2 separate regions of the Homo sapiens genome follow, and region 1 is linked to region 2. The links are chromatin contacts, found by POLR2A ChIA-PET in ENCODE. All regions are on one chromosome and are shown on one strand. Each heading gives the region's core, a stretch centred on a gene start or an enhancer-like site at or near the end of the contact. The rest is flanking DNA. Distances are from core to core; before and after follow the strand shown.

Region 1 (2,700 bases), core at 61-2,560, 270 kb after region 2:
GAAATCTGCTGGGGTGGAGACCAACACCTTTCCCCTCCCTCAGGGGCACCCAGAGCCCTGGCCCACATACAGAGGGACCTTGCCAAGTCCCGGCCACGCACCCCAGGACTTCCAATTGCGCTTGTCTCCAGGGGTTCACTGACTTCCCCTTTGCCTCTGCCCCTCTTCCTGATGCATGGTGCCGCTCTCGACACCTCTGAACCTGCATCTTCACACTACAGAAACCGTCCTAGTCATCAGTGGATGGCAGTAACTTTTCATGACGGCTCCTCTGATGTTGCCATCTTTCGTGTTGATCAAAACAACAAAACGAATCAGACTCTCGGCATCTGATTGAAGCCTAATTGGAAATCCAAAGTGGCACTAAATGTTATGGTCTAAATAAAACACATTCAATTACTGAAACTCAACGCAGGGAACACAAGGGAGCGCTCCTGGAAGGAGCTGAAAAGCAGGCTGCAGAGCTCTGGGGTGTCATTCCGGGGCCCCCTGTGTCTGGCTGGATAAGACTTAAGATGGGGAACACAGGAGGCTTTCTTGAGTCTGAGAACCTCTTACTTAGGGCCAGGGATTGAGCTGATATGGGTTTGCATGGTTCACACTTGAAACAGCACCAGAGAAGCTGAATCGGGGCTTCAATGCCTCACATGTGTTCTGCAGCTGCCCTCCTTGAAAAGGTTTTTCCTTTGCCAGACCGACGAGCTTTGGATGGGGGTAAGAAAATATGCAGAGGAGTCATGATGTCTCCCGCTGGGGTCTCTGCATGGGCTCTCCTGGTGCTAGGGGAGGGCGAGCAGTCCAGGAGCTTTGCAGCCACACAGACAGGCTCCTCACTCCCGGCTATGCCTCCTAAAAGTCATAGACACACCTAGCTCAGATCCCTCAACATTGCTGCACCTGGCCTTCCTCATTTGTCAAACGGGGGAGATAATACCTGTCTTCCCAGGTTCTTGTGAAGAGGGGAGATCATGCTCGTGAGGCGCTTGGCTGGCTGCGCAGGAGAAACTCCGCGGTAACTTCCTGGGGCGAGGTGCTTTTTCTCCCTGCATTCTGACCACCTGCAGAGGCATTTCCCCTGACTGTCCATGTAGGGCCCGGGGCAGTGCTTGCTTTCCTTTATTGGTTTTTTAAACTAAACAGTGCACTACTCCAATCTCCTTGAAGGTGTCAAATGAGGAGTTACTGAGTCTGTGCTGGCCTCCTGGAGCCCAGAAAGCCGCCTCTGAACCCTTTTCCTAACTGGGAGCCGGGTGTGGGGAGAGCAGGAGGGGAGGAGCCTTCTGCAGCCACAGGGCAGCCAGGGGGCGCTGTCTCAGGAAGCTGAAGAGGTGTGGATTTGGCTTCAGAGGTGTGGGGTGGAGTCCCAGCCCTGCTGTTGGACAGCTTGGTGGCCCTGGGCAAATTACTTAGTCAGTTTGAATTTCAGTTTTGTTATCTGTTAAAAAAAGGCAAGGACAATAATACTTATCTCATAGGACTGGTGTATTAGCTGAGGCCATGTTTGTAAACTAAAATAAGAAAAACACGGCAAAAATATTAGTTAGATTTCAACACAGCTTAAATAAGGTAGGGCTGAGAGGCAAGGCAGGGTGGTTAAGCTTTTTTTAGGTGTGGCTGTTTGCAAAGCATGACCTGCAGGGCTTGGCCTGATGATGATGTATGGGGGCACAACTGTAAAAATATAATTACTACTACTACCATTTACTAAGCGGGTAGTAGGTTCCTGGTACTTTTCAGAGTGCTTTTTATGCATTAATTAATTTAATCTTCAAACAGATGCCATAATTATGCCCATTTTACAGGTGAGGTAACTGAAGCACAGAAAGGTGAAGCAACTTGCCCAAGGTCACATGGCAGTAAGCAGTAGAGCCAGGGCTTGAACCCAGGCTGGCTGCTCCCCATGGCTGTCAGGAAACTACTGATAGTCAATCATTGTCTGCTTCTCCACATTCGGCTTGGTATACCCTTTCTTCTCCGGAGTCACTGCCCCCTCAGACCTCTCATCTCCTCTTCTGTAAAATAAAGGGCTGCTCTTCACTAGAGAATCTCTGGATAAACCAGCTCTGGATTCTTGTGTTAGGGAGAGGGTGAGTCCCCCGAGTGACCCCAATTAGGGAGGGAACCAGGACAGGTCCCTTCCTGGTGGTATGCGTTTATGAGTTACTTTAATCATTGAATACATAGTACATCTCTTCTACAGCATTGCTCTGATGTACAAATAAATAACCTTATCTTGTGATTTATCTATACATCATTGCGCTTCTCCAGAATTTGACCACCTTGAGGGCAGGGATTCTATTTTATTTTTTGCTATACAAAAGCATACGTAATAGTGCTATTGTTGCATTGAAAACAGCAAAAAGAAATCAAGAAGGTACTTATCTTCCTGGCAGCCCTATTTAGAAGGAGACTTTTGCTGGAATATTACTTAGAAAGACAGCCCTATCTATATCTACATATGCAAATGACTTGTCAGTGGACAGCTCTATGCATTATACATGGTCAACACTTAATGGTCTATTGAATGAATGAGTCTGCATATGCAAACAATATGCAAATCTTTCCCTATTTTAATTTGACCCTTCGGAACATCTTCAGGAACTCTCTTGGGCCTAGGTTGTTTTAATGTTGCTAATTAAAAGTTTTTAAACACAGTGTTCACTCTTGTCTGTGCTGAGTGAAACTGTTGTCAAGTTGGGA
Region 2 (2,811 bases), core at 181-2,680:
GAGGTGCCCAGGGCCTTTAATGTTTAGAGGTCAGGGAGATGAGAAGCCGAGAAGGAATGGCCAATTAGGCAGATGGAAAGCCAGAAATACACACCCTGGAAGCCAAGTGAAGAAACAGCGTCAAGGAAAAGGGTATGATCAGCGGTGCCAAACTGAAGAGCTCCTGTGAGGAAGATGAAGAAGTGACCACTAGAGTCAGGATCATGGGAGTTACCATGGACCTTGCCAGGAGCACTTTCATCAGAGTGGTGTGAGTCAAGAGAGGATGTGAACACAGCAAGGACTGAAAATATGGAGGGACAGATGATGGGGCAGTAGCTGGGAGAGGTGACCAAAGAAGACTTTTTGAAGATGAGAAAGCCTTTGGAAACGATCGAGCAGGGGGAAAAAGTGGTGATGCAAGGAGGAGGGGACAGGCTGGGGCAATGTCGAATATGTGAGAGTAACTGAAATTTAGGGCAAAGTAGAAGGCTGCCCTCGGACAGAACCATGAAGAGTTCATTTAGGAAGAAGGTAGGGAATACAATATATCCTAGCCATTTGAAGTCTTTTGTTTTGTGTTTTATAATACTATAATGTATTTTAGCACAGCACTACTTTTTATAAATTATAAATACACACACAAACAAGGGGAATTGCTCAAAAGTTTTAACTGATATGGGCACACAATCAAAACGATTAAAGACCACTTAACTGAAAGAAAACAAAACATATCATCAGAGGCTGAACATGCCTTCAGTGACAAGGAGATATGTATCATAAGGATACTAGGTTTTATATCTGAAAATATACTTTTATTAACTAAGATTTTTTTAAAGGCTCAGACACTATAATCCAGTAACTACAATACAGTTGCATTTGAACTGAAAATGCAAAAATATAAGAAGAATCATGGACCATTCTCAAAATCAGAGCATCACAGGAGTCAGAGTCTGATTATTTACTTACATAAAGAAATGTAAATCAGTTAAAAGTTTTATCAGCAAGACAGGCCTGAATTGTATCATCATATTTAGCTACTGAGGCAGACTGGCTAACCAATACACAACGAACAGCAAATCAAGAAAGTGGGCCTGTCATCTGAAAGGCTGGCAGGTAGCCTAACTGGAACAGGCAAAAGCCCCAAACCAACCTGAAGTCCACAAAGCCACAGAAACATCCAATTTGCTCAAACATATTAGCAACACTTGGCTTTTGCCAAGCCCTGTAACAATTCAGAGCCCCCCTCTTTAAACGTGTTCATTTAGCCTCTCCACAATCCACCAATTCAGGAAGCTCTCCATTTTAACTTTCAGAGCTATCCACACTCAAGCCCAAAAGTGTTACATGGATACACACAAGGCCCAAGCAGCACCACAGTTAGAATGCCGGGTCGTGTGGCTATGAGACACAGGCCTGCCACAGAAGCCATGCCTGGCTTCTTGAACATTCTAGGCGCACCTTTGTCAACCACATAAAATGACAGCATGAGAGCATGAACACCAAGCTATAAAAACGTGGCAGGTCTGCCTGCACAGAAGTGACGGTTGTGGTCACACTGCTCAGCTGGGGTGAACGCACGGGGAAAACTGCCAAGCAGCAGCTCTCCTGTGGTCAAACTGTAAGCTCCAGGAGTTGGGCCCTGTCTGTCCTTTTCACAGGTGTAGGCCCAGTGTCCAGTACAGCTCCTGAAACAGAGCAGGCTCCCAAGAAACATCTACTGAAGGAAGGGAAAAATGACTAGCTACATTAAACCATAAAGGCAAGAGGGATCATGAAAAAATGCTCAAAATCATAAAAATCATCTAACAAAACTCAGGAAGCTGTTGATGGCAGCTGACTGGGAAGAATCGTGGGTAGCTAAGTAAATCTAAAAGGTAGAATTGCAAAACATAAATTCTTTTAAGAATGACCATAATCTTTATTAACAGAGCCTTGAAGATTTGTCATCAACTAAATGAAACATGAGGATCTTGTTTGGAGCCTGACTCAAACCAACTGGCTGTTTTCAAAAAAAAAAAAAAAAAAGAAAGAAAGAAAGAAATTGAGACATCGAAGGAAAGTTAAACACCATTTGGATATTTGGATGACAGGAGATATTTAGGGATGACTGTGCTTTTTCAAGGTGTAATAATACCACTAGGGTTAAGTTTTTAAAAGGTATTATCATTTAGAGATATATTAAAAAGTATTTATAGATAAAATAATACAGGATCTAGGTCTTGCTGTAAAATAATCCAAGAAGGGAGTAAGAAAAAGGTGGGTGAAGGTATAAAAGAAATGAGAAAAGCCATGTGTTGATTACAAGTCGAAAAACTGGGGGATGGGAACATTGAGGTGTATTACGCTAACTCTATCTTTGTGTACCTGTGAAAATTTCCATTGACAAATTTGAAAAAAAAAAAAAAGACTAACCATAATGTCAAACCATAGTTAATTTCCTCGCATTTGCCGCACTGTTGGAAAATAACTGAGAGGCATTTTTAGTCATACATGGACACAGTGGTTTCTGAGGAGACCAGCAGAACAGAGCTGAGAGTCCCATCTTTTCTTTATCCCTGCCATCATGTTCATCTGAGACTCACTTGTGTCATTTCTGCTTTCATCCTAGGCCTGAAGAGGTCTCCATGTTTCCTCTCACAATGGCTCCTACTCTCCTTCCACTCTTCCCTTCTCTGCCGCTGGTTAGTTCTTCACAATTCTGGTGGCCCTCTGCTATACCCAATGATCCTGACTACCTCTAACCCACCTTTGTAGCCAGGTTATATTCCTTCCTTCTCATGGCCCTAATGCCAATGGATTCTGTCATGCCCATACAGCTTTAACCCTTCT

The links. ChIA-PET counts read pairs that join two places held with the same protein, here RNA polymerase II (POLR2A).
Region 1: POLR2A ChIA-PET joins it to region 2 with 10 read pairs in A673. The contact joins two enhancer-like sites. POLR2A ChIA-PET finds 5 or more read pairs at or near these places in 3 of 52 experiments (A549, A673 and GM10248).

Annotation. Positions count from the first base shown.
Region 1 is chr1:208,131,066-208,133,765 of GRCh38, forward strand. All of the region lies in intron 4 of PLXNA2 (plexin A2), which reads right to left. LOC124904500 (a long non-coding RNA gene) reads left to right here. Exons shown (of 2, transcript XR_007066851.1): 2 at 1-2,676. Among named protein-coding and RNA genes, the nearest start is that of PLXNA2, 110 kb to the right of the region's middle. Within about 2 kb of position 1,311, at least 11 of the 41 ENCODE cell types and tissues checked have a DNase peak (open chromatin) inside an H3K27ac peak, as active enhancers do.
Region 2 is chr1:207,860,506-207,863,316 of GRCh38, forward strand. No RefSeq gene overlaps it. Among named protein-coding and RNA genes, the nearest start is that of MIR29B2CHG, 39 kb to the left of the region's middle. Within about 2 kb of position 1,431, at least 8 of the 41 ENCODE cell types and tissues checked have a DNase peak (open chromatin) inside an H3K27ac peak, as active enhancers do.